Regions from separate parts of the Homo sapiens genome. Here regions 2 and 3 are each linked to region 1. A link is a contact called in ENCODE Hi-C or POLR2A ChIA-PET data. All regions are on one chromosome and are shown on one strand. The core of a region is the stretch at or near the end of the contact, and the rest is flanking DNA. Distances in the headings are between cores, read along the strand shown. Region 1 has its middle 19 kb from the start of LINC02777. Region 2 holds the start of MYSM1 (Myb like, SWIRM and MPN domains 1). Region 3 overlaps LOC112268263 (a long non-coding RNA gene).

What was found. A loop is a pair of places that touch in the nucleus more often than their neighbours do. ChIA-PET counts read pairs that join two places held with the same protein, here RNA polymerase II (POLR2A). Pooled maps may share reads with other maps.
Region 2: a loop to region 1 is called in a pooled map, with 2.1 times the contacts of the local background. The contact joins the promoter of MYSM1 here to the enhancer-like site in region 1. A Hi-C loop is called at or near these places in 1 of 50 pooled maps. POLR2A ChIA-PET finds 5 or more read pairs at or near these places in 3 of 52 experiments (CD8-positive, alpha-beta T cell, Caco-2 and GM12878).
Region 3: a loop to region 1 is called in a pooled map, with 2.2 times the contacts of the local background. The contact joins two enhancer-like sites. A Hi-C loop is called at or near these places in 1 of 50 pooled maps. POLR2A ChIA-PET finds 5 or more read pairs at or near these places in 3 of 52 experiments (CD8-positive, alpha-beta T cell, Caco-2 and GM12878).

What each region holds. Positions count from the first base shown.
Region 1 is chr1:58,920,532-58,924,862 of GRCh38, reverse strand. No RefSeq gene overlaps it. Among named protein-coding and RNA genes, the nearest start is that of LINC02777, 19 kb to the right of the region's middle. RefSeq lists enhancers at 1,919-2,418, 2,419-2,920. Within about 2 kb of position 2,312, at least 21 of the 41 ENCODE cell types and tissues checked have a DNase peak (open chromatin) inside an H3K27ac peak, as active enhancers do.
Region 2 is chr1:58,697,913-58,702,243 of GRCh38, reverse strand. It overlaps MYSM1 (Myb like, SWIRM and MPN domains 1), which reads left to right and starts at 2,182. Exons shown (of 20, transcript NM_001085487.3): 1 at 2,182-2,259. The coding sequence starts at 2,192. RefSeq lists enhancers at 2,008-2,417, 2,628-2,687.
Region 3 is chr1:58,724,981-58,729,311 of GRCh38, reverse strand. The region is part of intron 5 of LOC112268263 (a long non-coding RNA gene); the gene reads right to left. Among named protein-coding and RNA genes, the nearest start is that of MYSM1, 27 kb to the right of the region's middle. RefSeq lists an enhancer at 1,263-2,462 and a silencer at 2,424-2,473. Within about 2 kb of position 1,776, at least 5 of the 41 ENCODE cell types and tissues checked have a DNase peak (open chromatin) inside an H3K27ac peak, as active enhancers do.

The DNA.
Region 1 (4,331 bases), core at 1,063-3,562:
GTTTTAAAGACGACTAGAAGTTCTCCGGGAAAGGGGTGGGGAATATTCTAGGCCTGTGCAAGGACAGGTGGCAGAAGGCCAGTGGGCACACTGCAAGGGGTGACTGAGCCTTAGTGTGAGGTGGGAAGAAAAGAGGTGAGGGAGACGGGCATGAATCAGGTCCAGAAGCACCCTGTTAGGATGGTTAGTTTTATGTGTCAACTTGACTAGGCTATAGTACCCAGATATTCAACCAAACACTAATCCAGGTGTGCTGAGAAGGTATTTTGTGAATATGGTTAATACCTAAAATCAGTTGACTTTAAGTAAAGAAGATTGTCCTCAATCACATGAGTGGGCCTCAGTCAGTCCATTGATAGGCCTTAAGAGCAAGACTGAGATTTCCCTGAGAGAGAAAGAATTCAGCTTGTGAACTGCAGCTTCAGCTCTGCCCAAGAGTTTCCAACTGGCTGACCTGCCCTGCATATATCAGAAATGTCTAGCAAGATCCCACAACTACAGAAGCTAATTCCTTGAAGTAAATCTCTAGATAGACAGATAGATAGATGATAGATAGATAGATAGATAGATAGATAGATAGATAGACAGACAGATAGAAAGAGAGATAAGATGGATAGATTAGATTATATATAGATTTGATAGATAGGTGGGTAGATAAGATAAATAGATAAATTAGATAGATAAGGCAGATGATAGGTAGATAGACAAGATAGATAGATATAGATAGAAGATAGAAAGATAGATAGATAGATAGATAGATAGATAGATAGATAGATAGATAGATAGAATCCTAGTCTCTTACTGATTCTGTTTCCCTGATAGACTCCTTCCTGACTGATACACATCTACCTAGCTAAGAGACTTAGACTTCATCATTAAGGTGATGGGAAGGACTCATGGAGGGTTTAAGCAAAGGCGCAGCATAACCAGATTTGTGGGGGTTTTTTTTTGTTGTTGTTGTTTGTTTGTTTGAGATGGAGTCTCGCTCTGTCACCAGGTTGGAGTGCAGTGGCTCAATCTCAGCTCACTTCAACCTCCGCCTCCCAGGTTCAAGCAATTTTCCTGCCTCGGCCTCCAGAGTAGTTGGGACTATAGGCACACGCCACCATGCCCAGCTAATTTTTGTATTTTTGGTAGAGACAGGGTTTCACCACGTTGGCCAGGATGGTCTCGATCTCTTGACCTCGTGATCCACCCGCCTCGGCCTCCCAAAGTGCTGGAATTACAGACGTGAGCCACCGTGCCCAGCCTGTGTTTTTTAAAAATAGCTCTGGCTGCAGTGTACAGTGCATTGGACGGGGCAAGCCTGGAGTCGCTGGGAGACCAGGTTGGAAGCAGTTGCCTGAACTAAGTCATGGCAATGAGAACATCCAGAAAAGAGGGAATCAACTCAAGTGATACTATGGAAGCAGAATTGGCAAGACTTGGTGGCCAATTGCAAAAGAGGGTGAGGGAGAAGGGAGTTACAAGGAGCCCCAGACCCTTGGACATCTTGGTAGAAGCAGGGTAAGTGCTATAAGAGCAGGGACTATGTCCTCTCCTTTGCTGTAAACTTTACTCCTTGAACAGTACCTGCACCTGGAAGGTGTTTATTACACATTTACTGAATGAATGGCCGTGCAATTCTCTGAGATCCAGATCACGGGTTGGATGATTGGGTGGTGAGGATGAGGAATACACAGTGCAGGAGAACCTCCTTTCTCCTCACTCCATATACTCTCAGAGTGACTTCGGTCCAGGCTTGTGGTATTAAGCACCCTGGGAGTATACAGAGTGAGGAGAAAGGAGATTGGGGACCGAACCTTGGAGAAATTGCAGCATTTAAGGACTGAAGGAAGGAAAGGATCCCTTAGAGGAGAATGAGAAAGTGGCCAGATGGGGAGGAAGGGAATCAGAGGCCACAGAGTCAGAGAACACACCAGGACAGAATGCTCCCACTGCTGCTGAGGGGTGTCATTTAGATTTACAACAGTGACCTTGGGCAGGGCGGTTTTGTTTGGCATCAAGGGGACAGAGGCCAGACTGCAGACATTTGCAGAAGGCATGGGAAATGAGGTAGAAGAGGCAGTGTCTCCAGTGGTTTCTCTCAACCTTCCTACCAAAGAGTTGACAGACAGCTCATTACCACCTCATTTTAAAGGGCCTGAAACTGAGGCACACAGAGACAAAGTTGGTTCAAAGTCATCAGCAAAGGGGAGTTCTGCTAGAAGACCACAGCTGTCCAGACCGCACACTACCTTTTATGACTTGGCAGGATACAGACTTTGAAAGAATGGTTGTGCAGGGTGGGGCCCAGGCCCTGTACCGGCTGATCGCTGACGACGTGCAGGGCAAGAGCCTCCAGGGCGTGCGAGAACATTTTCTCAAGGGGAACCACCTTCCCTTGAAACAGCTTGTTCTGCTGAGTTGACAGGAGAGAGGAATGGGGACTCCTCAGTCCCGGGCCTTGTGCCAAAACACGGAGCAAAGGCTCCGGGGAGGCTGGGCCTGGCTGCCGTCTCCCTGGGCCCTGTGTGGGCCATCCCAGCACCTCTAGCCTCTCAGGGCACTGGAGTGAGGCCGCATGTGTCAGATTTGTTTGTTTTGAACTAATATTAAAAGAGTACTTACTATGGGACAGACCCGATATTCATCATTTTATGTACTCGAATTTACTAAATCCTCATTACATTCTTTAAGGAATGTATGCTGATTGTCCTTATTTAAAGATGAAAAATCTATCCCAGAGAAGTGAAGTCACTTGCCCAAGCCTTCACAGCTAGTTCTGTAGGTGGGAGAGCAGGGATGCTCAACTTTTGAACCTGTGGGGTGGACAAATATTTAGCCTTGGAGTGTGGGTTCAAATCATCCCCAGACGCAGGAATAAGGATCCAGGTCAGGTCAGGCTTCCCTCTCTGGCTCTGGGACCTTGGGTAAGTTACATCACTTCTCTGAGACTCGGCTTCCTCATCTGTAAAATGGGAGACATGTTGCTCACCTCACAGGATAAAAGAAAATGTTTTTAAAGTATCTCATGGAGAGTCTCCAGTCTAGGGTGGGTGCTCCATGAAGGTTAATTCTCCTTCCCCCTCTTTTTTTCCCCCCAATAAGCTTTGGTCCAAACCAGTATGTTGGAAGATTAGGGCAAAAGAACTGGACTGTGAATCAGAAAAAAGCAAGAGTCTAATGCTGCTTCTGAAGCCTAATTATTTATTTTGAGCAAGTCACTTTTCCTTGATAGAGCCTCAGTCAGTTTCCTCAGCTCTAAAATATGGGAAGATCAGCTTAGTCCAGGATGGCATTCAAGCCCCAAGCACCTCCCTCCATGCCTTTGCAGGCATCACCAATTGATCATGACCTTTTCCACCGAGCCAGAGTAACACCCAAGAACTCTTCTTAGTAATGACTTCCTATAGGTTGTGTGTAATTCTTCCAGTAAGCAATTACGCCGTGGGTTAAATCACCATATTTCAAGAATGTACTTGCTGAGATGCAAATCCCTCTGATAAAGATAACATATTAATCTTGTCATCTATTTGCATTAGTAAGGATAAGTTCATATAGGAGCTCCAGAAAGCACAGGTAAGTTTGTTGTTGCAGTTTTGTGTTTGGGGTTTTGTTTCATCTTAAATCGGGTGGGGTATAGATGAATAAGCCTGGGATAGAGGATTGATCTGTGCATCCAGAAGAAAACAGGGAAAGGGACAGTTATCGAGAGGAAGTGACCAGTAATCGCAGTATACAGATGAGAACACTGTGCTGGAAAATGAACCAACCAACTGAATTAGCTATTTTCACAGCTAGTAAATGGCAGAGTTGGGATTCAAACCCAAGCAGCTCCACCTCCAGAACTGACAGCTATGCCATAAATGCAGAATCCATTTATTTAGTCCAAAAGTTATTACTGAATGCCTACTCTGCACCCAGCACGGTTTTTAAACCTGGGGATGCAGTAGTGAACAAAATTGTCCAAATGTCTTGCCTCATGAAGCCTATAGTCTAGGATCACATTGACTTGGCACCTGTTATGTGCCTAGTGCTTCACCAGCACTGGAGACAGTGAGGCCCAATGTCAATAGCTCTTCTTGGCAGGAACATATGTTTGAATCTTAGCTCCACAGCTTCCTATTAGATGAGGGAAGCCATTCCATCACTTTGCTCCTCAGTTTCCTCTTTGAAACATAAAAAGAGTAACAGCTACTTCCAAGGATTTCTGTGAGGTTTAAACAAAGCAATATTTGTAAAGCACACAGTATTGCAAATTTGGGATACTCAATACATTGTAACTAGCATTATTAATTCTGTATCCTCTTTTTTTATTTTATTATTATTATACTTTAAGTTTTAGGGTA
Region 2 (4,331 bases), core at 933-3,432, 220 kb after region 1:
GCTGGAGTGTGGTGGCGCGATCTCCGTTCACTGCAAGCTCCGCCTCCTGGGTTCGCGCCATTCTCCTGCCTCAGCCTCCCGAGTACCTGGGACTACAGGTGCCCACCAACACGCCCAGCTAATCTTTTGTATTTTTAGTACAGACGGGGTTTCACCGTGTTAGCCAGGATGGTCTCAATCTCCTGACCTGGTAATCCACCCGCCTTGGCCTCCCAAAGTGCTGGGATTACAGGTGTGAGCCACCGCGCCCGGCCAGCCCATTACATCTTTTTAAGAAACCCTAATTTTGCTCTAAATTAAATTCAACAGACATCTTTAAGTGCCTACTCTGTTCCAGGCATGGTGTTACCAGTGGGACTGGTTACTGGATAAGCCCACTGACAACAGAAGCAGCACTCCCATGGTGGCCTGAGAATGGGCCCTAGCAGTGTTTGGTTTCTGAACTGGGCTCTCCCTCTTTGCAATTCTTTCTCTCCATCTTTTGCCATCATATTCAGAGTGCAGCCTGAGAACAAAGGTGAGATGGGACAAATTGGGAATAGTGTGAGAAGTGAGGTCATTTAATTAATTAATTAATTCATTCATTCCTCTGTTCAATAGTTATTGAGCACCTGCTATGTGTCACTATGCTGAATATTGGTAGTGTAAGGACTAGCAGACGTGGTCTTTGTCCTTAAGGAATTCACAGTCCAGTGCAGAAGGCAGACGGATGAAAAATTACAAGGTGTGAGTGATAGCTGCTAAGGCAGGGGAATGCAGAAGGGTTTTTTTTTCTTTTCTTTTTTTTTGAGATGGAATCCCGCTCTGTCACCCAGGCTGGAATGCAATGGCGTGATCTCGGCTCACTGCAACCTCTGCCTCCTGGGTTCAAGCGATTCTTGTGCCTCAGCCTCCTGAGTAGCTGGGACTACAGTTGCCCACCACTACGCCCAGCTAATTTTTGTATTTTTAGTAGAAACGGGGTTTCACCATGTTGGTCAGGCTGGTCTCGAACTCCTGACCTTGTGATCCGCCCTCCCTGGCCTCCCAAAGTGCTGGGATTACAGGTGTGAGCCACCGCATCTGGCTGTCAGTATCTAATTTCTTGAGAAACTATAAACTAGACAGAAGTGGTGTTTATCCTCCAATTTCTAACAACATGATTGTTACATGGTGAGCACTCAGTAGAGGGTCAACAAAGCCTGGATTCTACTCCTGGCTCTGTCTTTGAAGCTACCTGTCCTTGGACAGTCATTTCAGCTCTCCAGGCCTCAGTTACCTCACCTGTAAAGTATAACTGGTGATATTAGCTCTGCCTACCTCACTGGGACACTGTAAGGATTAATGGTCATGAGCGTGATTTTTAAATTGCAAAGACGTCTACAAAATAAATTACACAATCATAAGTTATATTCTTAAATATTTGTTGAATTTTAAAATAAAAGTTGTTCAGCACTTAGGTGAAATGCTGAACGACTTCACATAAGTGCTGCACGACCCTTTTCTTTAAAAAACAAAGAGAGAGACTTAAATAACCAGCAGGTATGCAACCTTCAGTTCACAAAGCGGGTCTAGCTTGACTTTTTCATCAGTCCAGAAAGATACTGCTGTTATCCCCATTTTATCAGTGAGAGCAGTGAGGTCCCAAAGAATGTGTGCAAGAACAGAAGCTCTTAGAAGCTCAGGAGGGCCCGGGCGCGGTGGCTCACGCCTGTAATCTCAGAGCTTTGGGAGGCCGAGGCGGGCGGATCACCTGAGGTCGGGAGGTCGGGAGTTCGAGACCAGCTGGGCAACATGGTGAAACCCTGTATCTACTAAAAATACAAAAATTAGCCGGGCGTGGTGGCGCATGCCTGTAATCCCAGCTACTTGGGAGGCTGAGGCAGGAGAATCGCTTGAACCCGGGAGGTGGAGGTTGCAGTGAGCTGAGATACGCGCCATTGCACCCAAGCCTGGGCAACAAGAGTGAAACTCCCTCTCAAAAAAAAAAAGCTCAGGCGTGGGCCACTTCCCAAGGTCTCTACATGTCAACAAGTTAGAAAGGACCAAGCCCCAGGCCTCTGGGGGCGCCTTTGCTCTGGAAACCCCGCCTCCCGGCACGGGAGGGGCCGGACGACGCTTCAATCCCGCCCCGTGACGCGTTAGGCCCTGCCCCCGGGCCATCTTCGTCTCGCGGGATCTCTCGGGAGGACGGACGGGGTCAGGTCCCATCATGGCGGCTGAAGAGGCGGATGTGGATATCGAAGGGGACGTGGTAGCGGCGGCGGGGGCACAGCCAGGGTGAGGCTTAGAGACCGGGTCTCTCTGGGGCGGAGAGGGGAGTGGATTGAAGGAGCGGGCCCTGGGAAAGCTGCAGGTCCGGCAAGGGAAAAGGGAACAGAAGACTGTCCCCTGGGCCAGGGTCTCTTGTTGGCCTGGGAGGCACCTCGCCCGCCGGCTTGTCCCAAGCCCAGCGGGCAGGGCGGTTACCTGGAGCTCAGGTACTCCTGGGTCGCTTTCACCTTTTGCCGGATGCTGTGAGGGCACCGATTTCGCCTACCACATTGCGTTTGATTTACATTTAGATTCCTTCTTCCGTTCCCTCCTTTTCAGGATCTCATCGACAGTAACTAGAACAAGAGCGGCTACGGACGAGACCTGAGGTCAGGGACTCTTGTTCTATGGCTTGCTAGCCGTGTGACCTTGGGCGAGTCGTTTCATCCCTTCTTCCACATGGGGATAGTTGTAAAACTTCCCGAGAAGCAGGTTGACTTAAATGGGCCAGGTTTTAGAGTTGGACAGTTCTGGGTTTTCCTTCTGCATTTGCTCGCCCTACCAGTTAATAGCAATGTGACCTTGGGCAAGACACTTAACTTGTCTGAGCCTCAGACTGCTCATATTTAAACTGGGAGTCATGATATGTAATTGGGAGGATCAAATGAAATGATTATGAGATATGCTTTAGCATACGGTAGGTGCCCTCTGAATGTATTCTTTACCATCCTGTTACCCTCGGGGACAGTACTGTGAGAATCCAGTAAGGGATCACATTTTTTAAAATACCTGTTCCAGCAGAACAAACAGCCCAGTGTGATTTGACACAGAACCTCCTTTGACTCCTTGCTTTCTGAATCAAAAATGAGTCTCCTTTTAGTCATGAAGAGTCCTAGACTAGCCAGGAATCAGAAAGCCTGAGTTCTAAAGTCAGCCAGCTATGTTGTTTATAATTATGTACAATTTCCTTAGAACTGTATTAGCTTGAACCATATGAAATTGCCAATATTTAGACCATTTTTGTTCTATAAAGCGGCAACTTCATGTAGTTCAGCCTAATATTAGGGCCTCTGTGAACAGGGGAGAAGTACTAACCCAGCGCTTGAGGCACTAAGATAGTGTGTTTAGAAGTGTATCATGAACTCTAAAGCCCTATAAAGACGTGAGGGGTGATTAAACTCATATGGTCATTGTCCCTCAAAGCTTTGCAGATGAGTAGGGAGCCCTTAATAACAATACTTGTTGACATTCATTTAGTGTTTAAATCTTGACCAAGTGCTTTTGCATGTTTGATTTAATTTACTTTTCGCAACAAGTTAATGAAATAGGTTGGCAGGGATACTTATCTGCAGTCTAGAAAGAAATGAGCTGGCCTTGGAAACACTGAAGATTGGTCACCTGAGGGCATTGGCTGTATGCTTCTTCCATAGATTTATCTTTCTGATTGTGTTTCATTTTTCCCCTTTTCTCTTTCTTCCTATTTTAGTTGAGGCCTAGGTCTACTGGTGGCACTTGTGGTAACAAGCAGGATTACAAAGGTTATTGGTTCCTGATGATGGTTACAATTATTGTCTTATACAACCCCAAGGAGTATCATTAATATTATATTCTGGGCCAGGCATGGTGGCTCACGCCTGTAATCCCAGCACTTTGGGAGACCGAGGCGGGCAGATCACGAGGTCAGGAGATCGAGACCATCCTGGCTAACACGGTGAAACCCCATCTCTACTAAAAATACAAAAAATTAGCTGGGCGTGGTGGTGGGCGCCTGTAGTCCCAGGTACTTGGGAGGCTGAGGCAGGAGAATGGCGTGAACCCGGGAGGCAGAGCTTGCAGTGAGCGGAGATCACGCCACCGCACTCCAGCCTGGGCAACAGAGCGAGACTCTGTCTCAAAAAAAAAAAAAAAATATATATATATATATATAGTCTGATAAATAGTGTCCAGTGGTGTTGGAGCTCCAACCGTATGGAATTTAGTGTGATGGTACTCTCTGAAGTATGTAGTTACAGTTGATATTATAGCATCTGTGAAACCGTTGAGAATTAATTTAATAGACACTTTTAAGCACTTGGTAAGTGCTAGATGTCAAAGTTAGA
Region 3 (4,331 bases), core at 527-3,026, 200 kb after region 1:
ATATATTACATATAATATGTAATTTTGATTATATATTACATATATGTAATTTATATTATATAATCATATATTATTATATTATAGTGCATGACATATTATATAATTATGTATTATTATATGTTATATATAATTACAGGTTTTCTGTTATATATTATAATATATAATGATCATATATAATATGTAATATGTAATAGTTATATATTGCATTTATAATAATCTATTATTGTGTACCCAATAATCTATCATTGTATATATTATATATTAAGTATACATTATAATATCTTATTGTACATAAATTATATGTTACATATATAATGATATTTTATTGTATATGAAATATTGTATATATGATACATAATATAAATGTATGTAAAATAAGTATTATATACATAATAAATATTATCATGTATAGTATGTATAATAATTTGTTATCACATATTTAATAATATATTATACTTATGTATATAATACACACACTATATATATTTATATATATCTGGCACACAGTGGATGCTCAATATCCTATTGGTATCTGTAAGTATGCCTCAAAAACTCTACTTTTTACATTGTTTCCTCCCTCAGTACTGTGCTTATAGAATGTGTGTCTATCTACTTTGTGCAACTACACATTCCTTGTGTTTTTTATGAGTGTTGTGGGAGAGGACAGATGAATAATGTACGTTGAGTATCTGCCATAGACCAGGCTTAAGTGAGATGCTTTTCATACAGTATTTCGTGGCTCCTTCCCCAAACTCTGTAAGGAGACATTGAATCCCCATCACAGGGTGATGAAAGTCCAAGGACCTTGGACCATGTGTGATGCCATATTCTCTGCATCATATTTGTGCATCGTAGTGTAGGGACCGAGGTCAAAGCAATTGTTCAGTAAATATAGGAGAATTCTCCCTTGGATTCTTTTTTTTTTTTTTTTTTTGAGACGGAGTCTCGCTGTGTCACCCAGGCTGGAGTGCAGTGGCAGGATCTCAGCTCACTGCAAGCTCCGCCTCCTGGGTTCAGGCCATTCTCCTGCCTCAGCCTCCCGAGTAGCTGGGACTACAGGCGCCCGCCACCACACCCGGCTAATTTTTTGTATTTTTAGTAGAGACGAGGTTTCACCGTGTTAGCCAGGATGGTCTCGATCTCCTGACCTCGTGATCCGCCCGCCTCGGCCTCCCAAAGTGCTGGGATTGCAGGCATGAGCCACCGCTCCCGACTCTCCCTTGGATTCTTGAGGCCCCTTCCTGGAGTCTAATGCTCACTAAGGCTCGGTATTTGTGAGCAAGCACTTTGGAGTCAAATACTTTGGCTCTTCCACCTTCCAGCTCTCAGACTTTTGACAAGTTCTTAACCACTATGTGCCTCAGTTTAAATCAATTGTAAAATGGAAATCATGATAACATCTACCTCATATTATATTTGTTTTCAGAATAAAATGAAATAGTATATGTAAATTATTTTGTATAGTGCCTAGCATATAGTAAGTGCTCAATAAATGTCCCCTGAGTGGCACTACTGGAAAGATTCAGGAAGCTGCCTATCCAGCGTGGTAGGTCTAAGCCTCAGCAGCCTGCAGAAACTTGGGTGCTGTTGTTCACGGGAAGTGAAGCCCATTTTTAGCTGTGACAGTCTCACAGTTGACAAAGGAATGGTATTCATTTCCTTCAAAAGTTGTTTTGTTCTCTTTCCAAGGCTTTAGGGCAAATACTGGCTCAATAGGAAGCTCTCCGAAGGGTGAGTCAACAGTCACTCATTCTAAAAGGTGATTCACATGCCAGAGTGTGCAGTCCACAAATGTTATGGGGGTGGTACCTCTTGGGGAGAGACTGACAATGCCCTTAAATGAGTTGTTTATGATCACAAGCTGCTCATGAACAGACATGAGAACAGATGTGCCAATTAATTTCTCATATCCCCTCCACACTCCTTCACAAAGGGCACAACTCTTTCTCAAAAAGATGCTAAACTTGAGAATGACTAGCATCATTTCTCCCAAACCCCAGGCCTTTTCAAAACTTGGGCTCACCGAGAGTCAGAGGTAGAGCTGGAGATTTGGATGTTTCAAAGATTTGTGCATTCATATTGAGGTAAAATGAGAAAATTCTTGAAAAGCTGCCTGGAGGGGGATTTTGGAGTCTTGGGGGATTTCAGTGGATTGATGGCCTTGCTCCTGAATTTTTACTTGATGACAAACATTTTGTCAAAATCCAAAATTATTAATCTAATATTTTTCTGTTTGTTTCTTCCAGTAGACTGTGCACACCTCAGGGATACCAAATCTTACTTTGTATCTGTAACAGGTATGTTTGTGAAGTCCAGCATTAGCAATGTGTCAAAATGCCTGAGTCTGAATCTGAGCTTTAGGCAAGTTATTTAATCTCTCAGTGCCCCAATTTCCTCATCTATAATATGGAGACTCCAAATAATACCTACCTGGTAGGGTTACTGTGAACATTAATTGATCTGATGCATTGCCACTCAAAGTGGGATCCAAGACCAAAACAGGTCTACAAACTGTTAGCTGTCCCCTGACAGTTACCTACAGGAAGTAAGAGTAACCTCTGTAGCCGTTGCATTTTACCACAGTAGTTTCATTATATTTTACAAATATATTGGACAGTAGTAGATCATAAAACAATTTTTTAACTAGTTCTTCATCATTATTTGAGACCCACTAGTAATGTATCTCTTCTAATATAGATGTGTTCCAGCATCTGCTTATTAAAATGTATATTGTTTTATTATAAATACACTCCTCTAGCTTCTTCTTCATGATTTTTCCTTCATGGTTGTCTTTGAGCTTGGTGCGTCAGTAGTATGATTTCTATTTCTGGATTTTTTTTTTCTTTTCTTTTTTGAGATGGAGTCTCACTCTGTCGCCAGGCTGAAGTGCAGTGGCACAATCTCGGCTCACTGCAACCTCTGCCTCCTGGGTTTGAGCAATTCTCATGCCTCAGCCTCCTGAGTATCTGGGATTACAGGCATGCACCACCACATCCAGCTAATTTTTGTATTTTTAGGAGAGATGGGGTTTGATCATGTTGGCCAGGATGGTCTCGATCTCCTGACCTTGTGATCCACCCACCTCAGCCTCCCAAAGTGCTGGGATTGCAGGGATAAGCCACCACGCCTGGCCTATTTCAGGATTTTTAAAGGAGATACGTATAATGTGTATTACTACAAGTGGGTGTTATAGAGTTGACAAGCACTAATGAAGAGTTTTATTTAATGTAAGGGCTTGGATTTGATTCTAGGATGGAGTAAGAGTGCTATAGTGTTCTAAGTGAAAAACCGGGGAGCATGATGTGAGAGGGGCTTCTAAGAAATTTCATCCTCTGGCAATCTGATGGGTGATAGGATCTCCTTCTGGGTTCCAGGAAAGCTCCCTTGATGAGGTCCTGGTTGAAAGCATCCTTTCCCACCTAATAGGGAACTCCATATCGTAGAGTATGGATTTTGCTCAAAATTAACTTATGAAATATTGGACCAGAGCAAATATTTAACCAGTGAAACTGTCATAAAAGTTACTGTTTTCCAAGTCTGCTAGTTCAAAAGCATTTAAGGGGGTGCAATTTTCTCTTCTGTGTAATGAGAGATTTATAATAGATGAATAATAGTGTGGTATAGCAGAAATAATAAAGGCTTTGGAATCAGACATAACAGTGTTTTTGTTTTTTGTTTTTCTCTACCACCTATTGACCAGCAAGTAACTTAACCTCTGGGCCTCAGATTCCTCACCTGTAAAATGGGGAAAATGACACTTCACCTTGTGGGCTCTTGTGAGAGTGAACATGATAATGCAATGTGTCCCTGACATATAGTATTTCAAGCATTGTTAGCTGCTATCCCCTGTCCTTATGTTTTCATGAAGGCATTTCTGTAAAGTAAATTAAACATGGCTGTAATTTTTTTACTATTCCTGTCACTGACTAGTGGAGTCTAATTCTCCACCCCTTGAGTCTGAGCTAATGTTAGTGACTTGCTTGACCAACAGAATGTAATAGAAATCATGTTCTGGGACTTACAAAGCCAGCTTGTAAGAAACCTTGTAGCTTTCATCTGGGCCTCTAGAAAAATTAGCTATGGGGGAAGTCAGCTGCCACATAAAAAAAAAAAATCTGATTAGTCTAAGTCTTTCATGCTGTGAAGAAGCCCAAGCTAGAAAAGTAGGGAGGCCAATGGGAGAAGAGATGCCCTGGCACACCAGCCATCCCAGCCCACATACCAGGCACAAGTGAAGAAGTATTCAGAAAACTCCAGAGCCAGCCACCATCTCTGACTATAATTGTATGAAAGACCCTGAGTGAGAACCACCCAGCTAAACAGAACTGTGA